Regions from separate parts of the Homo sapiens genome. Here region 1 is linked to region 2. A link is a contact called in ENCODE POLR2A ChIA-PET data. All regions are on one chromosome and are shown on one strand. Each heading gives the region's core, a stretch centred on a gene start or an enhancer-like site at or near the end of the contact. The rest is flanking DNA. Distances are from core to core; before and after follow the strand shown. Region 1 overlaps FLNB (filamin B). Region 2 overlaps TGFBR2 (transforming growth factor beta receptor 2).

The links. ChIA-PET counts read pairs that join two places held with the same protein, here RNA polymerase II (POLR2A).
Region 1: POLR2A ChIA-PET joins it to region 2 with 10 read pairs in activated T-cell. The contact joins two enhancer-like sites. POLR2A ChIA-PET finds 5 or more read pairs at or near these places in 2 of 52 experiments (activated CD4-positive, alpha-beta T cell and activated T-cell).

The regions. Positions count from the first base shown.
Region 1 is chr3:58,018,846-58,023,719 of GRCh38, reverse strand. The region is part of intron 1 of FLNB (filamin B); the gene reads right to left. Among named protein-coding and RNA genes, the nearest start is that of FLNB, 13 kb to the right of the region's middle. RefSeq lists enhancers at 1,002-1,983, 1,984-2,964, 2,965-3,947. Within about 2 kb of position 3,350, at least 16 of the 41 ENCODE cell types and tissues checked have a DNase peak (open chromatin) inside an H3K27ac peak, as active enhancers do.
Region 2 is chr3:30,623,891-30,628,548 of GRCh38, reverse strand. The region is part of intron 1 of TGFBR2 (transforming growth factor beta receptor 2); the gene reads right to left. It also overlaps the pseudogene KLHL25P1. Among named protein-coding and RNA genes, the nearest start is that of TGFBR2, 20 kb to the right of the region's middle. Within about 2 kb of position 1,593, at least 10 of the 41 ENCODE cell types and tissues checked have a DNase peak (open chromatin) inside an H3K27ac peak, as active enhancers do.

The DNA of each region.
Region 1 (4,874 bases), core at 2,101-4,600, about 27 Mb before region 2:
AAATGAGACCTTTCATTTTAATGTTGGACAAAGCTCAGCAATAACTCAATTGAAGACGAATCTTGTTATAACCATCAGTATGACCAAAATTATTTCACAAAGCATTTCCAGTCCACAGTCACTTTTTTCCTGAGAAAGGAATCTCTTTCTTCCCTATTCTGATTAAAAGGCAGCTGTAAGCAAAATCCCCTAAAAGTAGAAAAAGATTCATTAAAATTCTTCACAGGTGATTTTTTTCTTTATATTTTTCTGTGTTCTTGCAATTTTTTGCAAAGAGTAACAACTACAGATGTAACTTTTTAATGCTCCAATAAAAATTTATTAGAATTGAATTTCAGGCTGGGCACAGGGGCTCACTCCTGTAATCCCAGCACTTTGGGAGGGCCAGGTAGGTGGATCACTTGAGGTCAGGAGTTCAAGACAAGCTTAGCCTGTCTCTATAAAAATACAAAAATTAGCTGGGCATGGTGGCACGTGCCTGTAGTCCCAGCTACTCGGGAGGCTGAGGCAGGAGAATCACTTGAACCCAGGAGGCAGAAGTTGCAGTGAGCCAAGACTGCAGTTTGGGCAACAAAAGGAGACATCATTTCAAAAAAAAAAAAAAAAAAGGCCGAGTTCGGTGGCTCAAGCCTGATCCCAGCACTTTAGGAGGCCGAGGCAGGTGGATCTCGAGATCAGGAGTTCAGGACCAGGCTGGCCAACATGGTGAAACCCCGTCTCTACTAAAAATACAAAATAGCCAGGTGTGGTGGCATGCAACTATATTCCCAGCTACTCGGGAGGCTGAGGCAAGAGAATCGCTTGAACCCAGGAGGCGGAGGTTGCAGTGAGCCAAGATTGCGCCACTGTACTCCAGCCTGGGAGACACAGCAAGACTCTGTCTCAAAAAAAAAAAAAGAAGCAAATTTCAAAGACTTGCTGAGCTGATGGCTTTCCTTGGGAAAGCAGTAAAATATGAAGATTAAAATCTCAGACAAGAATCTGAGTAATAACCACACACTCACTGGCCAATCTGGGTGTGCCTCAGTTTTCTCATCTGCATAACGGGAATTACAACAATAACTACTTCTCAGAATTGCAATGATGTTTTGTATAGCTATTAGTAAGAAGCGTTTATCACAATGCCTGGTACTTTGTATGGGCTCTCTCTATATTCACTGTAACTAATGAAACTGTTACTATGATTGTGACTTTCAGTAATTTCCTATTAAATTCATTTTCTGAGCTTCACCTGGAAAAGGCCTTGTTCTCTAACAGTTGTTGAAGCAAATCACAGATGTCCAGAGAATGAACATGAACTGCTGAGTTCTTTAAGTTCAGCATCACAGTCCAAAAACGAAGTGTTCCACTGGGACCCCAGACCCAGTTGTCTACTACATATAATTCCCACTTCACTAAAGGCAGCAAAGAACCACTGTTTTGCATTTTCTGAATTGCAAATAAGTCAATGTACCAGTCTTAATACTCAAGCTATTATACTAGAGACTGTTTATTTAACAAGTTATTTATTAAATTCCTATTAAGTGCCAAGGTCAGAGCCACAGAGGTAAACAAGAGACACAGCGCCTGCCCCTGGAGCACTGATGACCCGTGGGAGAGTAAGAAGGCCATTTAGAACACCAATACGGCTCAGTAAGAGGGCAGTGTGGCCAAGTGAGGTGGCTCATGCCTGTAATCCCCACACTTTGGGAGGCTGAGGCAGGCAGATCGCTTGAGCCCAGGAGTTCAAGACCAGCCTGGGCAACATAGCAAACCGAATCTACAAAAAATACAAAATTAGCCAGCAGTGTTGGTGTGTGTGCCTGTAATTCTGACTACGTGGGAGGCTGAGGTGGGAGGATCGCTTGAGCCAAGGAGGTCGAGGCTGCAGCGAGCTGTGATGGCACCACTGCACTCTAGCCTGGGTGACAGAGCAAGACTCTATCTCCAAAAAAAACAAAAACAAAAAAACAAGGTGTTGGGTGCCCAGGAGAGGACCTCATGCCCAACTTTGGGTGTGACTCCCCATGGATGTCAGACAATAGTGCTGAGAAAAAGGGATAGGAGAGACAATTAGGTAAGAGGTGCACACCTGCAGGAAGTGTAATGTGACACCTGGATCACATCCTGTAAAGGACTCCCTGATGGGAGAGCCATCCCCCAGGTGCTAGCTTGCCTCCTTTGGTGGAGATAAGGAATGTGACAAGCCACTGCCTAGGTGCTTTCAAGCCAACTCTGCCAAGGCGCCTCACTCAGAACACATTCTGGGTTCTGCCTCCAGATGGCTAGAAGCTCCACCGAGGGCCCCCATCCCAGCAGCAGCACATTCCTGGTCTTCCAGCAGGTACCCCTCCCTGCCTCTGCTGAGAGGGAATCTTGTAAACAGAACCCTGAACTCTGCTCAACTGATAGCACTACAGACTCACAAAGGCCTTTTAGGGTCTCAGCTCAAAGACCTTGCACCTCAGGTCCCCTGGGAGGCAGGGCCTGGTCCCATACTCTGGCCTGCTTTACCCCACACCAAGGGAACAATCAGTTTGTTCCTGGGCAAGAAGCACCAGGCCGGGCCCCTGCTCCCACAATAGGCTGTAGATGCCAAACCATTCTTGTGTCCCTGGAATCTGATAAACCACTTCAAGGAGGTGCAGGGAAACCAGGGTGATACGCACAAGAAGTGTGGTACAAGCATGATAAGAACTTATTTTCTTGGGACACGGGGGAAACTGAGAAATCCTATTTTAGCCACCAAGAAACCTTTCCTGCCCCGGCCTCCCTAGGAGGCCTGCCTCTCCCTCAGTCACACTCAGCACAGGCGGAAGGTAGCACCGTTCCTGCCTGTTGAAGGAAAGCTGACTGCTGCTTGCCATCTTTCATCTTAAAGTCTGAATTTATGGGCTTGCGGCAAATTTACATAGTGCCTGCCACAAATCCCCACCCGTTTCCCTATAGTTCGAATGCCAGAATTCCACCCTGTGTTCCAAATAACTCCAACCTCTTTAGTAGCCTTTTTTTTTTTTTTTTCTGGAAAGGAAATTCCAGAAAACTTGTCTGGCATGGTAAAGGCTGACAGCCTTATGAAAATACTCAGAAAGGTGACCCATTTAGTCAAAAGAGCTTTCAGATCTCTATGAGAAAAGGAATTCATGCCAGCATAAAGGGCCTTCAGAGAGAGAGAACAGGAGTGCTGTGTTAACACCCAGACCTTTCAGCAAGCCAGCCCTGCGACGGCTGGGGAGGCTGAGCCCTGAATGGGCTGGACGGACCAGCTTTCTCTCTCAGGAGAGGTGCGCCTCAGGAGATGCCCGTGGGGATCACAAGTTCAGCTCTGGCTCACACAACTTTGTGCTGCCACAGCACGAGGCTACCTGCAGATGAGCGGAAAGCTGCCTGCTTGGATTGGAAGCAGGCTGCCCACTTGTGCCAGGGCCATGAGACTGATAAAGGCTGGGTGCTAGGCCTGGAAAGAAGGGTGCAGTTGCTGGGCTCACCAGCAAACACAACCCAGCACACCCTCCCACCAGTTAAACAAGGTAGCAGAAGAAAAGGGTGTGGGTGAACTCATTCCTGACAGAGCATAGCTGTGCCTATGTCCGCTGTCACCAAGGATCTCCTGGCATAGTTGGCTCTCAACAACACTCCCCTCAACACACACACACACACACACACACACACACACACACACACACACACACCCCTGTGGTGTCATGGTGTGTGCTGTGAGCCCTGCAGCCAGGGGGAGTTCCAGGGACACCTCCTTCCTCACCTCTGGTTTCTAGACCTCACAAACAAAAGCCCTGCCCACCTCCTCCAAAGCAACCTTTAGCTGGTCCCTACTGTCCACACCTGCGGTGACATTACTGCCCCCTGGAAACCAAAGGCAGGGAAAGAACTGGAGCAATGTCTCCAAAAACTGGAAAAGGTCCCAGTCAGAGCTCCACGGTGTGGGAAAAGATATGGTAAGTAGCCCCCAAAAAGTTTTGTTCTGTAGAAGGAAATTTCAGTTTCACATGAATCAAGCGCAAATGAGTAAAGTTTGGAGCAAAGCAAAACAGGAAGAAAAAAAATCCACAGAAGCAGAAAACAGTCTCTTCTACACCCTCTCACTACAATATATCTATTTTACTTTACAGAGTGTGAAACTCAGTTTTGACACAAAAGTCCTTTACAGCATGATGCAGGCAGGGATTAGGGATTAAGCCTGACCTGTAAAGTGAGGCAGAGCTGAGCCTCAGTTTTCTCATCTGTAAAATGGAAACAGATGTCAACCTAAAAGAAAGAGGCAGAGGCTTAAAATTTAAACTATTAAAGAGTTTACTTGAGCCAAAGTGAAGACAGCTGCCTGAAAGACTCAGGCCCAAGTAACCTTGGATATGAGCTCTGTTTGGCCTTTGTTACAAGCAGGTTTTTAAAAGCAAAAGAGGGGACAGACAGGGAGTGGGGCTGATACAAAGTTTTTTGTCAGGAATTCTCATTGGCGTACAGAAATAGCATTGATTAGTGGTTGGCCATCCATCGTTAAGCTATAGGGTGTGGATTATGGTACTGCGTGCAGCATTATTAGATTAATTTATAACTAATTGTGACAATAGCAATTTCTTTGTTTTAGAAACGGGTCTCACTCTGTCGCCCAGGCTAGAGTGCAGTGACGCAATCATAGCTCACTGCAGACTCAAACTCCTGGGCTCAAGCTATCCTCCCAACTCAGCCTCCCAAGCAGCTACAACTATGTAGGCTTGTGCCACTGCATCCAGATAATTTTTTTTTTTTTTTTTTTTTTTGTAGAGATGTGATCTCACCCAGGCTGGTCTTAAACTCCTGGCCTCAATAGATCCTCCAGCACCGGCCTTCCAAAGTGCTGTGATTATAGGACAGGCATGTACCACCACACCTAGCCA
Region 2 (4,658 bases), core at 344-2,843:
AAAAAAAAAAAAAAAAAAAACCCACAGGCTTTTTCAAAGGCTTTTTTTTTTTTTTGGAGGATTTAAGTCACAGCATGCCAAATAAAGGTGAGTTTCTAGGAGAATACAGCACAGAGGTGACCAAGGTGGGTGAAATTTATTCACAGGGGAAAATCCAAATGCCTTCAGGGAAACCACTTTTGCAGGGTTCTTCTGATAAATACTGAACCCAATTAAAAGCATCCCTTCAGGGCAAGTTTTCTCCTAGGAGATTTCTATTGGCCGCTTTAACTTCCCTTTCCCCAGAATTTCCAGGAGAAGTTTGTAACGGTTTATAATCCCTACCACTCCATGCTCATAGACTTTAAGCATATTTTTCTCCCACAAGGCAGTACTATTTTTATAATCCTTTTAAGATTAAAACTAAAAACACAGATGATTAAAAAAAAAAAAAAAAGGCCTGGCTGCATCCTCCTACAATAAAGTATTATAATTGCAGTGCACTACTAAGTAGTATTTCCACAAACATTAGACTATCTGGTTTCCAGGACAAAGAAACAGCCTATAATTCCAAAGCACAGGAATGGAAAAGTACAAGTAATTTAATCTGTCCCACTGTGATTATAGGTGCTAAGAAATTACCTGAACGGACCTCTTTGGGACTTGAGAAGAATGGGGACTTTAATGATGCTCCATAACTGCCCTATTCATTATGATACCCAAGAGCCACCTGTGGCTATTTAAATTCAAGTTAACTGAAATAAAAATATATCTATATTTGAAATTCAGTTCCTTATTTGCACCTGCTACGTTTCAAGCCACATGTATCATCTAAGATGGTCTCAGACCCACTGTTCAATAGAACTTCCTGCAAAGGTGAAAATATCTTATACCAGTGCTGTCCTTAAACCTTAACACAGCCCAGGTATAAGATATTTTCATCTCTGCAGAAAGTTCTATTGAACAGTGGATCTAAGACCATCTTAGAGAGATAATTACATAATTTTTCCCAATTTCATAATAGAGATTATGAAGTAACAGCCTCCAAAATACAGGGTTTTTAGGCTACTGGCTACCTTCTACACTCAGGTGAACTTTTTGTAGTGGTTTACACATGTGTACCAATTGCCCTCATCTCCCCAGTTTCAAGTACATTAAAATGGCATTAGATGTAATAAAATACATGCCACTGAGACTCAGCTCAATTGAAACTTGAGTTTCTTCAGAATTCCAAACGATGGTGCATCTCTTTCTGAAACCTGAAGTGGGGACTTGTCAGGAAAATGTCTATGAGGGAGGCCTAGGAAAAAGAAGGCATTTTCCAAAATTAATAAATTTATTTCCTTGTTTTTTGTCACACCTTATTCCAGAGGTGTCTCTAGGCTACTGTGTGCGGAACGAGGTCTGGACAGAACCTAATGATAAATTGGGGGATACTGAAAGTCCTGGCACTCTAAGGAGCTTCCCCACACATCTTTAGATTTTTATTTCCCATGTGGGAAAAAAAGAAAGGGATTTCCTATCTTCCCATCACAAACTCCTGGCTTTGCAGTGGTTTTATTACGTCATTCCCCTACTTACAATCTGCCAGTGACTCAGAGAATTTAGCCCAAACTGGCACTTAAGGCTCCCATAATCTGATTACCTTTCTGCTGAATAACTCCTTTTATCAGAAACCCTTTGACCTGATAATTGCTGGCTTTCCTACCACCAAAATTTCTACCTCCCTACCAGATCTATCAGGTGGATTTTAAGGTCAAGAAGAGCATGCCCAAGGCAGCCTGCTCAGCCCCTGGAAGGAGTTCAGTGCCTTCACTGTTGGCTGTGAGGTTTACGTGATGGAGGGAAGAGACTCCAAGAATGGTGTCTGAAAGGATGCCTGGTGTCTGATGCTGCCCCTCAGGAGTGGTCCAAGGTGGTTCAAATACTGCCTGCTTTGGCCATGGCTGACAGAGCTGAAGAACTGCCTCTATATGGTGTGTGGACACACACCCCAGGCAGCCACTTGCCGGCTTCCCTCTGTTTCCTTGAAGGAAGTGGAGTAGCATGGCCCTGGGGCTAACAAGTGAACAATAGTGCCTGCCTTAAATCATACCCAGCCTTTCAGACCCAGGTCAAGTGTTTTCTCTTTTGGAAAATCATCCATTCCCCCCACTACCAGCCCCACCAAGAGTACTCTGCCTCCTCCGGTTTTGGTTTTTAACCATCTTTACTGTGAGGTATGCTTTTAGATAGGCCTGTATTTGCTCTGTTCTGCAGATGAGTTTCCAAAACCTTCTAAAACCTTGCTCATATTTGTTATGCTGGATTTAAAGTCAACAGATGGGAGTTTTCAACCCAGTAAATGGAATTTCTTTGCTGTGGGAAATCAAGTACTTTGACCTCTCTGGTGAAATTCTTCATTTGTAACCTCACTGGGTTAGGCTAGATTAGTGTTTCTCAACATGGTTCCACATCGGAATCATCTGGGGATCTTTTAAAACAATAATGATGCCAAAGTCCTACCCCAGGGCAATGAGTCAGAACTTCTAGGTGCTTGGCTCAGGCTTTGGAATTCTTTTAGAAGTTCGCAGGTGATCCTAACGTGCAGCCAGGGTTAGAAAAATAAACTGAGTTCAGGAAGGGACTTATGCTACATGGACTGGAGAATTCAATAGGAAAAAATGTAGTAGTTAGAGATGGGGCATGGTAGTACTGGACAGAGGCAGTCAGGCCCATAGGTGTTGCTTCTCATCTTTGCCTTGAGCTGTAACTAGAAAAACTGCAAACTGCATTATAACCAGAACATTATTATATACATATACATGTACAATCAAGCCCAACCCAATTAATTTTCTCATATGACTCAAACTCTAGTACCATTTGGAGATGAGGCAGGAATCATAAACATAATTGGCTGCAGGGCATTTAGTTGCCATTGTATAAATTCTTCCTGAAAAATAATTTTAGATTAATTTTTAAGTGTGGATTTTACAATTTCCTATCTTTTTAAAGGGTGGGAATCCTTTGCCAATTCCCAAGAGGACAATAAGCTTAAAGGAAGATAATGTCTGAAAGATCTGAGGACCAAGTTTCCTGAGAAAGCTGTATTTCTAAAGTTTTGACCCTACAAGGCAACATTAAAAGTAAGTTCAAGGAAACAAATGTGAGAAAGCATATCTCCCTTTAGATAACCTAGCAAAGAAGTTAAGAAGGGAAATAGTTCCTTAGATCAGAATTAACAGTTGTGGATAGCCTTCCCTTCAGAAAATTGCAATGCTAAACAGACGTTACACAAGCAATATATCCCTGCAACTTAATTTCTCTTCCTAGGATCTTTAATATTTTTCTTTTTTTATTCCATTAAACAAATATATATTGAGCATCACCTATCCACCAGATCTGAAGAAACACTATTTTTAATATGTTCAAAATTTGAGTCTTTTCTTGATACAATAACATCTGCCTTAACAGGAATCAGTATGTAAAAATTACAGTTTTTAAAGAATTATATAAAAGGTATTATTCCAGAAGACTTGCTATGGAATCCCTTTTAAAAAGGGCGTTCAGAAAAAGGTAACACTGAAATTTATTACAGTTTGAAGAAAATCACTCCAATTATAAATCCATGAACCCAGTCATTGTTTAATGAAGCTCATCTTTGCTGGAAAATCCCCACTGAGAACAAAGCATCACAATGATCCACACAGTCCTAATCAAGCCCACTGGAAAAATCACCCTGAAGAACACTGGTGGAAAACAGAAAGAAGTCCACACCACAGTGTGAGAGCTAATTTAATGTGTTCTTCAAGAAAAATTAAATAAAACAATATGACTCAATTTTTCTTTTATGTTGCAAGAAAAATAACATTTATATAAAGCTAGTAGTAGAAAAGCAGAAGTATAGCTTAGCTTTCTATGATGGCAAGTGAAATAGTTTCTGCTAATCAAAGTGATTCTTTTTTTTTTTTCCTTTGAGACGGAGTCTTGCTCTGTCGCCAGGCTGGAGTGCAGTGGCACGATCTCAGCTCACTGCAACCTCCGCCTCCCAGGTTCAAGTGATTCCCTTGCCTCAGCCTCCCGAATAGCTGGGACTAGAGGCACGTGCCACCACGCCCAGTTAATTTTTGTATTTTTAGTAGAGACGGGGTTTCACCATGTTGGCCAGGATGGTCTCAATCTCTTAACCTCGTGATCTGCCCTCCTCGGCCTCCCAAAGATCCGGGATTACAGGTGTGAGCCACCGTGCCTGGCCATCAAAGTGATTCTTAGCCATTTTCTTTGAAAATGTCAGTCATAGAGGTAGGCTCTGTTGCTCTTCAATGTATACCTTCTTTTATATAAAAGCAATTTGACTAAATATTAGATGTCTGTGTGAGTCGTGTTCTGCTACTCAAAACACTTCTTGTTCTGTTCTTCTCTATATTTTGTTTATTTGTTTGTTTTTTGAGATGGAATCTTGGTCTGTTGCCCAGGCTGGAGTGCAATGGCATGATCTCGGCTCACTGCAACCTCCACCTCCTGGGTTCAAGCGATTCTCCTGCCTCAGCCTCCCGAGTAGCTGTGATTACAGGCGCCCGCCACCATGCCCAGCTAATTTTTGTATTTTTTAGTAGAGATAGGGTTTCACCATGTTGGTCAGGCTGGTCTTGAACTCTTGACCTCAGGTGATCCACCTACCTTGGCCTCACAAAGTGCTG